Linked DNA regions of Homo sapiens: region 2 is linked to region 1. The links are chromatin loops, found by intact Hi-C in ENCODE. Cell type or tissue: heart left ventricle. All regions are shown on one strand. Links, peaks and the distances in the headings refer to the core of each region. The heading gives the core; the rest is flanking DNA.

What was found. Hi-C counts contacts between places; a loop is a spot of excess contacts. Peaks named below come from ENCODE experiments on the same cell type or tissue, not always from the same donor. Only the 100,000 strongest peaks of a DNase experiment are listed, where the experiment ranks them.
Region 2: it touches region 1 in a loop (4-fold over the local background); 53 of 110 quality-filtered maps call a loop at or near these places.

The regions. Positions count from the first base shown.
Region 1 is chr10:94,073,130-94,081,250 of GRCh38, forward strand. All of the region lies in intron 2 of PLCE1 (phospholipase C epsilon 1), which reads left to right. Among named protein-coding and RNA genes, the nearest start is that of PLCE1-AS2, 32 kb to the right of the region's middle. In heart left ventricle, for the core only: a CTCF peak has its summit at 3,428 (motif pointing right); no DNase peak of the experiment used is centred there; H3K27ac peaks cover 1,731 bases.
Region 2 is chr10:94,315,935-94,324,055 of GRCh38, forward strand. It overlaps PLCE1 (phospholipase C epsilon 1), which reads left to right. Exons shown (of 33, transcript NM_016341.4): 29 at 613-822; 30 at 5,967-6,125. It also overlaps a transcript of NOC3L not described here. Among named protein-coding and RNA genes, the nearest start is that of PLCE1-AS1, 33 kb to the left of the region's middle. In heart left ventricle, for the core only: CTCF peaks have their summits at 4,532 (motif pointing left) and 4,733; a DNase peak (open chromatin) is centred at 4,527.

The DNA of each region.
Region 1 (8,121 bases), core at 1,056-6,055:
TCTAGGAGTGTAACTGCTCCCCCCACCACCCCACCCACCAACCCCAGGCAGTTCATGATCGTTTCTTTTTAAATGAACATTCTGGCACATACATTGTTTTTCCCCATGTCATTACTTAGATTTTTATAGACTAGCATAGTATACTAATCAGCATTTATATTACCTTTTCCATGAGCAAACATGTTTTGAATTCCAAGTAACCAACTTACTTTATAAACTTCTAAATGTTATGTCTAAAGTTATATGGTGCTCAGTGAGGACTGGAAATTGTCAGGAATGGCTTCATGGAAAGTGGGGCTTGAGTTAGACCTAGAGGGGTCTGTAGAAGGAGGTCAGACAGGGAAATATTCCAGGTGGAAGGGTGAAGATACGGAAGCAGAATTGAGAGAAGACAGTTAAAACCAGTATGGAGAAGACAGCATTTTATGATTCAATAAATAGAAGCCAATCGATCAATTTAGTTCATTTCCTCTTCCCTTCCACTTTAGGGTTTTAAGTCAGGAATGGCAATACTGGGCACATGTGCTACCTCCAGCCCACTGCACCCATGGCAGATGCTACTAATCATGACACTTGTTTTTCATGAATTTGTTACCAAAACACCAGAGGTTTGGTTTAGGTCCTACTGCTCCCCACACAGAATGCCAATCACCAAGTCAGCAAGCATTGCCAGGGAAGAAGGCTTTAATCGGTGCTGCAACCAAGGAGATGGGAGATGAGGTTTCAAATCCAGCTCCTGGACTGACAAAAATTAGGGTGTTTATATAGCACAGAAGGCGGGAAAACAGGAATTAGGGAATTAATCATGATCAATGAGGGATTTGATATCTCACTGTCTGGTTGTGGTGATCTATTGAGTTTCAGTCCCTTGTCTGAGGGTCAGTTCCTGAGGAAGGCACTCAGTTAAGACAAATACAAGTTTCAAGTGTTAAGATGGAGGGCCAATTTTTATGTTTATTCAGTGACCCATAAATATCATTTCTATGGGAAAACTGGGTCAGTTTCAAGTTCAGACAGGGCCTAAAATTTTTTTCATAATGTATCATACCAAGCAGTTCTTTTTTTTTTTTTTTTTTTTCTTGTAGACAGAGTCTCCCTCTGTAGCCAGGCTGGAGTGCAGTGGCTCAAACATGGATCACTGCAGCTTCGAACTCCTGAGCTCAAGTGATACTCCCAACATCAGCCTCCTGAGTAGCTGGGACCACAGATGTACACCACCACACCTGGCTAATTTCTATTTTTCATTTTTATTTTTTGTAGAGACAGGGTCTCCCTATGTTGCCCAGGCTGGTCTCAAACTCCTGAGCTCAAGCTATCCTCCAAAGTGGTTGGACCATAGGTGTGAGCCATAACACAGGGCCCATCCCAAACAGTTCTACCAGTTGATCAGAGTTGGCATGCAATGTGAAATCCATTTTCTATTCATGTCCTGAGTTTAGTAAATCTGGTGATTTTTATCTCTAAATGGAACTGCTTTATGAGTATCTTTATTAAGTCCAAAATGTAAACAGCCATTTAGAACAACATTAATATAATTACTCAAATGCTTTACGATACTATCTTGCCAGAACATAGATTTCATAGTGATAAACCAAAACCCACTTAACTAATGCTTAAATATATTTCCTTTTAAAAGGTGTCATTGGTCTAGTTACTAATGATATTAATTGCTTTATTTCCTCAGATCCCAATTTTGCATTGATCCATTTTCCAGGGCTTAGTATTGATTTTTTAAAGAATAACTTGTATAATATTAAGTGAGACAGCCATATCAATCAATTATAGTCCTCTCCTCAACTGGACAATTTATGCCTTGTAAATGTGGGTCTACACATAATGTTTTCTACAATGTCAGTAGGATTTCAAGTGCCTGGGGTTCTGTTCTTGTCTTTGTGGATTCCTTTCTCTGCCTGCCTTCTTCCCCTTCTCTTCTTGGCCTAATTATTATCTTTCAAGAACTAACACAGGAATTATCTTTCTGTGAGATCTTTCTGGAATCCCCACATTCACCATCACAATTAGTTTCTCTCTCCTCTCGGTTCTGTAGTGCTTTGTTTTTGCACCTTTAGCAGAATGGCTAGTTAGTCAGGGATGTGCCCATGTCCCCAGCTAGACTGGGAGCTCCTTGAGGGCAGCACGTGCCTTGTCACCTTCTTCTCCCCTCCATCTAATACGAAGTAGGTGGCAGATGCATCCTTTCCAAATGATTGACATCAATAAGACATTGAAAAAATATTGGGCTAGTAGAATTTTAATTTTGTTTGAACATGTTAATGTCCATGTTGGTTTACTTGAGAACACATAATTGGTGTAAAATTAGGTGACAAATTTGTAAATGTGGATTTAGGGAGTCATTCACATTGAAAGATTGAATTCTACTGCTGACTTCTACTGACTAAACTGCTGGCATTCTGTTCTTTACAGTAAAAGTGACATTGGGTGAAAGCATTGGTATCGGTGTCTAGCTGTTTTGAGCTGAGGCTACCTTTGTTTGAATGAAGGGAATATTTGGATCATCTGACTGGAAATATGTATGTCATGAGACAAGTATGCTGGCACTTCTGTTATGACAACAGATGATATCCTCTTCCTGAGTGAACTGGGAAAGGCAGGGAGTTTGGGGAGACCTGCAGCATGACCTGGGTCACATTCAGAATGCGTTCTGCTGTTCAGAGTTTCCTTGCTCTTGAGTATCACCCTTTGCCTCAGTTTTTCAGATGGAAAATGGGTGGAAGTCAGTGGAATTATTGTGTAATAAAAACAGCTAATGCTTATTTCCTATGCATCAAGTACCATGCTGAATACATGAGTTCATTTAATCCTGACAACAGCCCTGTGAGGTGTTACCATTAGGATGCCTACTTTACAGGAGAGGAAATGGCACCTTGGAGAGGTTAAGTGATGTGCTCAAGGCCAAATCCTAGTCAATGGAAAAGTCTGAGACCCAAATTCAAGTCTTTTTGACCATTGGCCCTGTGTGTGTGTTTGTGTGTGTGTGCGTGCGTGTGTGTGTGTGTGTGTGTGTTACCTCCATGCTAAGCTGCTTCTGCGGTAGCTCTAGAGAGCCTCATAAAAGAGCTAAATAAATAAAAGGGGTACGGGATATCCTTATTAGAGAGAAGAGTGTTTAGTAGGAGGTTATTATCTGTTTTCTTGAGAGAATTCCTGGCTTAGAGTAAAGACAGATGTTATAAAAACTGTACCCTGGTTGATTTGATTGACACCTCAAGATGTTTTGAATCTAGTTACACTTACATTACTGTCAGGTGATTTCTGAGATGTTGCTTTGTTGCAGTACAAGTTCAGAGGACAAAGGTCTTCCAGGGTTGGAGGGGTCAGTGTGAATGGAGCATTGGAGGTTGTGCCGCCTTTTCTGAGCTGTGCATGGTTGTCTTTTTTCCTACCAGTAGGTGGAAATAGAACTGAATCTTTCAGCACTTGCTCTTTCAGCTGAATCCTGGCAGGATTCCTTTAATTTCTGCCATGAAGGAAAAAAATAAAAAACCTCAGGAGAATTTTGGAGTGTACAGTTGGAGGACTGTTATTCTGCAGACTGGAATACTTCCAGTCTGATGGTCAGATAATGATTTCAGCCTCCTAGAAGGCCAGGGTGCTGGAAGCAGCTGCTGGCAGCCGTGGGTGTCCCATGAGCTCTGCTGGACACCCACCTTGAGGGGGGCTTTTCCTATCCTGACCACACATCCTTTTACAAGACTCCTCCCGTCCCACCCGTTTAAACCTTTGTCTTTACTGTGAAGTTGTGTATCATGTTTATTTTCAGAAACTGCATTTCTGAAATTAAAATCTACCAAGCTGAAACAGCACATAAGTGGATAAAGTACAAGAGGAAAGCCTCCCACCCACAGTTCCCTCACTTTCTCATTGTATTAACTGTTTTTTGCATACCTATCCAGACTTTTTCTATAACATAAACAATTATATATCTCATCGAAATAAAACAGGCATTATGTAACAAGTGTTGTTCTTTGCTTTGTGCACTTATGAGTGTATCAGGGCTGCCTATGAATGTGATTCGCTCTGGTGTTTCCCAGTTGGGGGCAGTTTGGCCCCCGAGGTGACACTTGGCAATGTCTGGAGACATTTTCAGTTGTCAACAACTGGGGTGACGGGATGCTACTGGCATCTAATGGGTAGTGGCCAGAGATGTTGCTAAATATTCTACAAGGCACAGGACAGCACCTCACAAAGCATTATCCAGCCCCTAATATTTAGTACTGAGGTTGAGAAACCCTTTGCTAGGTAACCTCATTCTTTGCAATGGTGCACTGAATTCTATAGTGTGAATTTCTCATCCTATGTTAATGTTTTCCTACTGGCAGTCACTTAAGGTTGTTTCCAACTCATCTCACCTGTAATCCCAGACCTTTGGGAGGCCAAGGTGAGAGAATCGCTTAAGGCTAGCAGTTTGAGACCAGTCCAGGCAACATAGTGAGACCCCAAGTCTGCCAAAAAAATATAAATAAATAAATTAGCCGGGCATGATGGCATGCATCTGTAGTACTAGCTACTCCGGAGGCTGAGGCGGGAGGATCACTTGAGCCCAGGAGTCAAGGCTACAGTGAACTATGATTGTGCCACTGCACTCCAGCCTGGGTGACAGAGCAAGACACTGTTTCAAAAAAACAAACAAACAAAAAAACAGTGTTGGAATAAATATTGGTTTACATCTTTGTGCACTTTGAGATTTTGTTTCTGCGAGATAAAGATACAAAATTAAAATATCTGAGGATAGGGACTTTATTTTAAAAGTAAAAAGTACTCTTTTACACCCAGAATCCCTAATTTGCTGTTCCAAAAAGCAAAAGACCTAAAAACAAAGTTTAAAAATTCACAGCAAACACAGGATTTGGTGGCAAAACCTTAGTTGAACTTGTGTGAGGCTAGTCTTTATTTATTACATTTAATGTGAATATTTAGACATCTGTTGCAGAAATCTTTATTTGATTATGGGTTACTGTCTCAGTCTCTGATGATGTAGTTACATAATATGGCACCTTATTGACTTTTTAAAAATATCTGAATTGAATTCTAAAGCTCTTTCAGCTTTTTGGCAAACATTGCCATCTGATAGATTTGTTTGCATTAGAATGGCAGCCTCGGGAATTTAATATTATAGTGATGTGCAGCATTTAGTCCTTAATAATTCTTATATGTTGAAATGAGCAGGTTGTGGTGACTTCAGTGATTTTGTTTTCAGCATCTATAACCCCCTTTTAAAGGTGATTTTAGTCCTATGAAGAAAAATTGCATGTTTTCAGGTCGCAATTCTTGCCTTGTGCTTTTCCGTACAAATTAGCCCCTCAGAAAACATGAAGCATGGTCTTGAAAATCACTTTTTGCTCATTTTTTTTTTTTGAGACAGAGTCTCGCTCTGTCACCTAGGCTGGAATGCAGTGGTGCGATCTCAACTCACTGCAACCTCCCCTCCCAGGTTCAAGCAATTCTCTGCCTCAGCCTCCCAAGTAGCTGGGATGACAGGCACCCACCACCATGCCCGGATAATTTTTGTATTTTTAGCAGAGACGAGTTTCACCATCTTGGCCAGGCTGGTCTTGAACTCCTGACCTCATGAACCACCCACCTTGGCCTCCCAAAGTGCTGGGATTACAGGCGTGAGCCACCATGTGTGGCCTGCTCATTCTTTAAAAGATTGGCAATAGCTACAACATTTTGCATGCTTGCTCTGTTTCATGCTTAGCAAACATTACCAAATCTGACCTCCACAACAATACCTCTAGGAGGTAGTCTTTTTGTCTTAGTTTATCTGCAGGGAATGGGCTTCTGGAAGTTGAGGATGTGTGCAAAGTAACATCTGGGAAGAGGCAGAACCCAAATCTGCAGCTGTAGGTGCTACATCCCTCCACGGTGTAATTAGAATTCACTTTCCCCAATGTGGACAGAGTTTTAATATTTCTATTAAACTGTAATTAAATTAATTAAATTGTAATTGGTAGCCGTTACAAAATTTTTGAGAAAAAAAATAGCCCCAAGTTGCTTTTTCTCTCAAGGGGCTACACTTGGACTTGATGGCAAATAGGAAAATGTCACTTGAGTCAAGTGGATATTTTCATCACAACATTAAGAGAAAGCATTGGAGCAAATCTGAGGTCACGAAGCTCTCCCACCAAAGAACTAAGCATTATTTGAAATGAGAAAACATTAATGTCCTCTCTGGAGCCTGGAATTGACATGAAATTAGGGAAAAGCATTGAGTTATATTTATTTCTTTTGGTTTAATCCCAAGATGTCGGTTTTCATTATGAAAGGGGAGGGGAACATCACACACCAGGGCCTGTCGTGGGGTGGGGAGCGAGGGGAGGGATAGCATTAGGAGAAATACCTAATGTAGATGACGTGTTGTTGGGTGCAGCAAACCACCATGGCACGTGTATACCTATGTAACAAAACTGTACGTTCTGCACATGTATCCCAGAACTTAAAGTATAATTTAAAAAAAGAAATTTAATTTAACATAAAAAATTTAAAAACATATTATCTTCTATTCTTTATAGCAGAGCCAGTTCAAGAACCCTCAGGAAAAATTCTTGCCCTAAGCCAACTGGAATTTCTGACTTCTGAATTTTTTTATGTGACAGGCTTAGCCTGGGGTAGAGTCCAGGAAGGATGCTTCTAGGTTGGTTTTTTAGCTGTTGCTGACATGATTCCCTTTGCTGCCTCCTAGCTCTCGAGGTTTCTCCAAAAAGCATATGCAAGGAACTTTCCTATTCCTTCCTTGGAGGAGTTTCCAATGTTCCTTCTCCACTGTGTCCTCTGCAACTCAATCTACCGATTTGTTTTAACATTTCAAGTTTATAGCTGATTTTACTATTGTGATGGGGAATCCCAGGGTATGAACTGTGTGCAGGACAGTTAACTACTCCTGTTATTTCTTGGCTTGCTAGGTTTTTATTGTTACTTTCAGCTGTCTTTCAGCCTTTTACCCATCGTCCTTCACCTTTGATGAGTTCTCTCTGGTACTTTGGTCTTTGAGAAAGACCTAAGTACACTCCCCTTAGTCCCTCATTTAAATGCCCATTCTCACAGCACCCCTGAACCTTGAGATGTCTTTAGATTCTGCATGAACACCTCACAGGTCCAAACTCCTCTCTGCCTCAGGCCCTTTGTATGTGCTAGTCCCTCTGTCTGGGACACACTCTCCTAGCTACCAGCCTCTTTTTACCTGGTTGTTAACTTCAGTTTATGTTCTCAGGGAAGCCTTCCTAGACCACCACACCCCTTCTCCTAGCTAAGATCAGCTATTAGTTGTGATTCTTTCATGAGTCAGTCTCTACCATGAGATTGGACATGCTATTAGCCCAGGGACCAAGTAAAATGTTTCATTTCAGTGCAATGACTATTTGTGCAGTGAATGAACAAATGAGGCCTGTACTTCTCTGGATTCCGAGTCAGCTTCTCTGCTTTTAGACTTTATTTTCCAGACCTACATTCTTACTGAAATATGTGTGTTTCCTCACATCATTCACCTGTCCTTTTCACTGGCCCCCTTCACCAGCCTTTACACTGTTTCCATTGTAGGCCCAGCCTGCACTCTCAAAAACAGAGTTATCCAGGCACTTCTGTATTCTGTTGTTTCTTAATATCAACAGGTTGTTTTAGAGATAGTTTGTTTGCTTGTGTTTATTTATTATGGATATTTCAAGAATACTGGGAAAGCACAAGGAGCTTATGACAAATAGCCATGTACCACTGCCCAGACTTGCAGGTGGAAACATTTGCAGTATTTGCTTCAAAGAAATAAAATGTTACAGAAACAGTTGAAGCTCCTACTCTCTCCTCTCCCCTCAGAGCTAACCACTGTGTGGACAATTGCCACATGAATTGTTGGAACACCTCAAATGAAAGTAAATAGGAAACTTGACATTTTGGCTAGATTATGGGAGGAAAATGTTATCTCAATCTTGTTTTTTTAAATATTTAACTGATTTCTAGTAAAGTTGAGCATTTTTAATGTTTATTGGCTACCTGGGCTGCTTCTATGAATTACATGTTTATATCTTTTTCCATTTTACCTATTTGCCATTTTTCTATTTATTTTTCTTCTTGGTTTGTAAAGATCTCTGTATATTTGGATTATTCTGT
Region 2 (8,121 bases), core at 1,968-6,967, 240 kb after region 1:
CAATAATTCGTAGCCAACAAGTATTAAAGGCAGACCTCAGACTCAGGTCTGTCTGGTTCCAGGGCTTTGTCTCAGCTGCCCTGTTTGACTGCACAGGGTCAGCAGCCAACAAAGAAAACAAGCCCTTTAAGCACACTGTCAGAAGTTTATTTAAAGAAGAATTCCCAGGAACTTAGACCACATGAGAACCTAGCCCTACAAACCTTCCATGAGAAGATGACCGAGTATTTCCAATGTGAGAAAAAGAGATTATCTTAGTAAATACTAAACTAGGTTATTTGCCCTCAGTCCTGTGTTGCAAGATTACAAAGGGCTAAGTTCATGGAATGAGAAACCTAAAATTTTTAATTCACTAGGAGCTCTCATTCCAGCAGTGGGAAAAAATAGTTATGCTGTCTGGGGATTATGAATAAGTTGTGCCGTTGCCCGGAGTGAACATAAACAATCCATTCTGAACATAAGAGAATTCTTAGATCTTCCAAAAAGAATTATGCAATACTCTAGAGTAAATTTCACTTATAAATTGCATAGCAAACCTATCTGAACACCATGAAAGTTGATTTGTTTTAAGTTTTTGCCTCACTCCTCAGTTTGCCTTCACTTTTTCTTTAGATTCTGACAAATGAACAAGACATCAAACCTGTTACCACAGACTATTTTTTGATGGAAGAAAAATATTTTATATCTAAAGAAAAGAATGAATGTAGGAAACAACCATTCCAGAGAGCCATTGGTCCAGAAGAGGAGATCATGCAAATTTTAAGCAGCTGGTTTCCAGAAGAGGGATACATGGGCAGGATTGTCTTAAAAACCCAGCAGGAAGTAAGTGTGTCTGGGTGCAGCCTACACAGTAACGACTCATTATGTGATTAGCCATTTACCACTCACAACCTCCCTGAAATTCAGAATTTCTTGTAATTGCAACTTGGTTTATATTCTTCTTAAGTAAATGTGGATGAACAGTTTTATTCTTCTGCACATAATCAGAATATTATCTCTAAGGTACAGAAATTCAATCTAAAAAACATCCCTTAGACCGGGCGTGGTGGCTCACGCCTGTAATCTCAGCATTTTGGGAGGCCGAGGTGGGTGGATCACTTGAGGTCAGGAGTTCAAGACCAGCCTGGCCAACATGGCGAAACCCCATCTCTACTAAAAATACAAAAATTAGCCAGGCGTGGTGGCAGGCACCTGTAATCCCAGCTACTCATGAGGGAGGCTGAGTCAGGAGAATTACTTGAACCCAGGAGGCAGAGGTTGCAGAGAGCTGAGATCGTGCCATTGTGCTCTGGCCTGGGCAACAGAACAAGACTCTGTCTCAAAAAAAAAGACAAGGAAATATGTTTTCTCACACAAATAAACTATTCCATTTTAAAAATAAATAAAAACATACCTTATAAGATAAAGGAAGCAAAGATTCCTTATGCATGTCATCAGCTATGGGTCCAGTATTTTATTTGTATGTGTGAAAAGACATCGTTGTGAGGGTCACATTACTGTATAATGCAAAACCTGCAGGTATTTTCTATTCTGGGGATGACTGACTTCCAGTTTTAGCTAATAGAAGTTTTAGCTAATAGAAGCTTCCATGCTTACAAGTAAAATAATAATATTTCTTTGAAAATATTCCAGAACTTCATACAAAGTAAGAATAATATCTTGGCCTGAGTCAGAATTAGTAACAATTTATATTACGTGTGCTAAGATTCCCATGATCATTCCTGGGAAGGAAAGGATGCAACAACTGCCATGTTGACTCCAAACTGATTGGCTCCTGTTTGACTTAATTGATGAAGCACTTTTTTTTTTCCCTGAATTAACTGAGAAAACCCTACTAACTTAAGAATGACATATAAGGTCATTTCTCTAGCATAGACAGTCATGCGTCATGACATGTTGATAGTCAAGCAGTTGAGTCTATTCAACAATTTGATTACATAAATATTGAGCACCTAATATGTACCAAGCCCTGTTCTGGGCACATGATCTGCTCCTTTGGGGCATGTAATAGTGCTTGCCTGATAGAAGGTGCCTCAGGCCCATGCTTGCTAGGGCACAGTGAAGATAATAGCCAATTTTAACCATTGTGTGTTTTCACTTTCTAGTCACAGTGAGTGAATGTGACCTAAAGCCTCTACAGAGCTCTAGCATCAACTCTAGAGCCCAGAGCCACTGCCTTCTTTCCCTGACCTTGCCTGAGACAATGAAAGGGCATTTAATTTAAGCAAAAAAATGTAATTGTCTCCCCAGCCTTCTCTCCCTATTAAGACACACTAATTGCTAAGACAGAGACCAGGCAACCCTAATAATAATCACTTTATGATAAAATATCAGAGGGCTTAGCTGTACTTTTGAAGCCATCTTTAATGTCTAAATTTTTGTCCTGTTCCTAAATTGTCTTGCCTTATTAATTAGCTACATGTAAAAAGTATGTATCCTCTAAGCGATGTCAGAAAATCAGTAAATTTGTAAACCTCATACTTGTGTATGATTTACAGCGTTGAAAGCCCTCAAACACTATGTTGAATGATATAATGGAAACCATTTTACACTTAAGGAAATAGATTCAGAGAGGTGAAATCATGACAGGGTTAGAAGTAGAAAGAACTCAAGTCTATGGCTTCCAGGTCAGTGTTCTTTCCACCATCCTGTGCTACCCAAGCTGAAATTGTGTCCATCCTTGTGGATCACCCACACTCAGCACCTTGGGAGGAGCAGGAGGCAGTGGGTAGGCTAGAGGGAAGACAGGCTGGCTGCTGAGTGTCACAGGAAGCTTCATTTTATGCTCAGAGGAGCTGGGGAGGTGAGGGACACCCAAATGCAATTTAAATGTATACCACAACAAGCTGGGCACGGTGGCTCACACCTGTAATCCCAGCACTTTGGGAAGCCAAGGCAGGCTCAGGAGTTTGAGACCAGCCTGGCCAACATGGCAAAACTCCATCTCTACTAAAAATACAAAAATTAGCAGGGCGTGGTAGCAGGCACCTGTAGTCCCAGCTACTCAGGAAGCTGAGGCAGGAGAATCACTTGAACCCAGGAGGCAGAGGTTGCAGTGAGCCAAGATTACACCACTGTGTTCCAGCCTGGGTGACAGAGCAAGACTTCATCTTTAAAAACAAAAAAAAGTATATGACAACAGGCAGTAGGGACCTCAGGAATATGCTTCCAAAAGGCTGGTAAAGGAAGGCATTTTGAAGAAAAAGGGGCATAAATCAGAAGGGAAGGCTAACAAGATTTTTCTGATAAGTAAAATATGGCAAGTTGTCCTTTATATGCCTTTGTTAGGAAATTTTTGAAATGACTGAAATATATCTCAAAAGATAACTAAATTTAGTGTATCTAGGTTTACCTGGTGCATAGTGATACCCAAATAATAATTGCTGATTGAATAAATGAATTCAGTAATTACTGAATGTAAGAGGGCACTACTAGAGGAGACAGATTTGGGCTATAAGTATTTCCATTTATTTTATCCCATGGAACTAATAAGACATATAAGCAGTTTGCCCATATATGAAAATTCTTCAGTTGCTCTCTGTGACCTCTGATCTCTCCTGCCTTTTATAATTTTCTTGTCTCCTGGGCTTTCAAGCTGTCAGATACCACATCTTCCTGTGGTCAATGTGTCCTCTTCTGTTACTGGATTTGAAATTGGGTAAACCAGGATTGTCACAATGAACAGACCACCTAACTTCTGTAAACCTCACTGCCCTAATTTGTAAAATCTATATACAAACTACCCTACTTGACTCAAAGAAATGATCATGAGACTCATGTCAAACATGTACACAGACAAGGTGTACAACAATGCTTAGTAAAAAGGGATATAAGTGAGGGCTATTGTTATTTTGTTCATAACCTGTGGCTTCGAACTAATGTGGCTAGAAATACCTTAAAATAAGCTCTGAGGGAGGCTCAAAGGTGCTCTTTTTTTTTTTTTTTTTTTTTTTGAGATGGAGTCTGGCTCTATTGCCCAGGCTGGAGTGCAGTGGCGCGATCTCAGCTCACTGCAAATTCCGCCTCCCGGGTTCACACCACTCTCCTGCCTCAGCCTCCTAAGGGTGCTCTCTTAAAAATAAAGCTTAATGCATCGTTGTTGGGACATTTTATGTGCCAACTCTGGTTTTCTGATTTCTTGCCTCCTGGTTTGGGGGACAAAGATTATAAATTATGTCATGTGAATTACCTCTCAATCTTACTCTCTGACTGGTTAAATATATGATGATCAGTGCAATGACATATTATTAAGCAAGTTGTAAAACAGTATACATAGGATACAATCTCATTTTATGTAAAAAGAGACAATAGCTCATCTCTTCCCCCCCTTCCATTATATAATGGAGTATTCATTCATGGGAAAAAAATCAAATGGATTTTTTCACTCATTGAAAAAAGTTAAAATAGATTATATATCTTTATTTATTTAACAAAAAATCATGTAATTATAAGGCCATGATTGCAAAGTTAATTAAATGATTGGGGCAAGCTTCAGAAGCCAGTCCTTTCTGGCCCTGGTTGCAGTTTTGGCGCCACCTGGTGGCAGTTATCTATTCTGACTTTAATCAATGGGTACAATTCTAGTTGGAACTTCCAAGATAGCGACAGCAACTCATGGATTCTTCTGGTTAGTTAGTTAGCACCCATTTCAGTAGCCTGGTCTGGAGAGATGAGGCTAGAATTCTGGGGATAAGGGAGTTTTCCTGCCAAGACCTCACTTGCTGAGATGAGGTTGTCTACTGTTTACTTACTTTACCTCTCCCTGCCCTTTTACTAAGTCTCCCTCTTGCAAAAGGGAAGCTATCCTCATTTGAAAATGTGGTGGACAAAGAACAGCAGCAGCTGCTTGACAATCACATTATATCTAAATTCACCTAATTCAAGGGTGTTGCTTTACATAGTCACATACACAAAAATACATTTGAACATCCACAGCAAATGTTTAAAAGGATGTATTATCCAATGACAGTGGGGTATTTTGTGGCGAATAAGGTGGGAGAAGGAAAAAAGATGAGAATGGGAAAAGTTTGGTTTTTCTTATTGATACGCTTCTGTACTGTTTGAAAATTTTTAATAAGATACATATATCTGTAGATACATAATCCACCAAAAAGCCAATTAATCTAATTCTCATAATTTTACTGTGAATTTTGTCAAAATTTGTTTCAATGTGGCTTACCTCCAGCCATTCATTCAGCCTTGTCACTGCAGTTTTGTTCACCCAACCTGTCAATTTCATGGTTTATATTTCAGATGTCTAGCATTTCTTAAATGCTCAACGTCTGTGGAAATGGGTGAGCTTTCTTTTAAATACAATTTACTGTGTTCTTATTTGGCTTTTGCTAATTGGCAAAATGGTATATTGTCTTTCTACAAATTTACCTACAGTCAACTTGGACTCTCAAAATCCACAGCTAGGCGGGGCACAGTGGCTCACACCTGTAACCCTGGTACTTTGGGAGGCCGATGCAGGTGGATCACAAGGTCAGGAGTTCAAGACCAGCCTGGCCAGCATGGCGAAACCCTGTCTCTATTAAAAATACAAAAATTAGGCATGGTGGCACACATCTGTAATCCCAGCTAGTCAGGAGGCTGAGGCAGGAGAATTGCTTGAACCCAGGAGGTGGAGGCTGCAGTGAGCCAAGATCATGCCACTGCACTCCAGCCTGGGCAACAGAGCAAGACTCCATCTCAGAAAAAAAAAAAAAAAAACCCACAGCTAATAGGAGCAGATAAATTGGCTTGTTATGGATCTATCAACATCATCAGAAGCACAGTAGTTTCCTCCTCTCAGGAGATAGGTATATCCTTTTAGAACAGTTTATGAAATAATAACATAGTATATGAGATATTAAGCTAAGAAGTTTCTACATCACCAAGATACAAGCTCAGATTTTTGCTAGATTTGTCTTTCTTTATTCTGCATAAACCTATTATTTACTCACATTTTTTCTTTTTAAACATAGAACCTAGAAGAGAAAAACATTGTTCAAGATGACAAAGAGGTGATCTTGAGCTCAGAGGAGGAGAGTTTCTTTGTCCAAGTGCATGATGTTTCTCCAGAGCAACCTCGAACAGTCATCAAAGCACCCCGCGTCAGCACTGCACAGGATGTCATTCAGCAGGTAAAAGCCTCTCCCTTCCTCACCTGAGTCCTTTCCTCAGCATAAATTATTGGAACAAATGTCTGTGCACTGATGGCTCATTTTATGAGTGAAGTTCCTCAACAACAGGGACCTCAAAGGGGAGTGTGTGCCTCTTAAGGCTGGGAAATTGCCTCACATGGTGGCTCATGCCTGTAATCCCAGTTTTAGGAAGCTGAGGCAGGAGGATTACTTGAGCACAGGAGTTGGAGGCTGCAGTGAGCTATGACTGGCCACTGCACTGCAGCCTGGATGACAGAGTGAGGCCCTGTCTCTAATTGAAAAAAAAAACAACCAACCCAGTGGCTCACACCTGTAATCCCAGCAGTTTGGGAGGCTGAGGGGGGCAGATCACTTGAGCTCATGAGTTTGAGACCAGCATGGCTGACATGGCAAAACCCTGTCTTTACAAAAAGTACAAAAATTGCTGGGCACGGGGGTTCACGCCTGTAATCCCAACACTTTGTGGGGCCAAGGCGGGTGGATTGCCTGAGGTCAGGAGTTCGAGACCAGCCTGGCCAACATGGTGAAACCCCATCTCTACTAAAAATACAAAAATTAGCTGGGCGTGGTGGCAGGCACCTGTAATCCCAGCTACTTGGGAGGCTGAGGCAGGAGAATCGCTTGAACCCGGGAGGCAGAGGTTGCAGTGAGCCGAGATCATGCCATTGCGCGTCAGCCTGGGCAACAAGAGTGAAACTTCGTCTAAAAAAAAAAAAAGTACAAAAATTAGCCAGGCATGGTAGCATGCACCTGTAGTCCCTGCTACTCAGGAGGCTGAGATAGGAGGATCGCTTGAGCCTGGGAGGCAGAGGTTTGCAATGAGCCAAAATCGTGCCACTTTACTCCAGCCTGGGCAACACAGCCAGACCCTGTCTCAAACAAAAACAAATTTTAAAAGTTTAAAATCTTGGAAATATTAATTCATTCCTTCAACAGACACTTAGTATCTACAGTGAGTTTGGATCTCTATAAAGCATTGATAATAATGGATTTAGGAAGTGACTCTGCAGTGACAATGTCATGGTCCCAGAAATACCTAAGCCAGTAGGTACTGACCATCTCTCAAGGATCCTACAGAGGACAAGTAGGAGGCCTACTCTGATCCTCTCCCCTCCTCTAAATCACGCTTCTCTGAGAGTTTACATGGTTTCAGAGAAGTTTGCTTCCTTCATAGCCTTGTTAGGGTAGGCCATTCATCAAACACCTATTTGAGAAGACATACAACACAACAATTAAGAGCACAGACCCTAGATCAAGCTGTGTTAGATTCAAATCCCAGCTCTACTTCTGAGACCTGGAGTAAAAGCTCAGATCTGTGCCTTAGTTATAGTAGTGTGCTGGTAAACCAGCTCTTTGTAAAAGAAAGATAAAAGCCCTTATTTATTTCTTTTGTGTAAATGCCCCTACCATATCTGATTTCACCAGACTATTCCCGTTGGCTCCAGCAAAACACTACATGGTAAGTCACCACATAGACCACCACATAGACAATATGGAGATAGTATGATAGTACTTTCCTTGAAGGTTAAGTATATGTAAGATGTTTAATACAATGCCTAGCAAATGGTAAACATTACTTAAGGGTTACTTGCTGTTCTTACTGTATGATAACTTAGTTAATATTAGCCATCTTATTCAACTGACTTTGAATTCCAAAGGGCCCAGACTTACATTTCTTTAACTTATCTTTGTCTCCCCTAAAAGTACAGCACAGTATCTGGGACATAATTGGCCCTCACTAAACATTTAATGAATTAACAAATGCATCAATGAAAGACATTCTTATATTAAATGAAAAGAGAGATCAGTTGACTTCTAAAATTCTTTCAACATCCAAGACTCTGTGATAGAGATAGCCCAGTGGGACAGAGACGCTCCTGAAGAGCAAGATTCTATTCCTCACTGGCTGACTTTCATGTCTGTGAGCGCTGGTACATGCAGAAAATCTGGTTCAGACCTTTATTGTTACTATTAT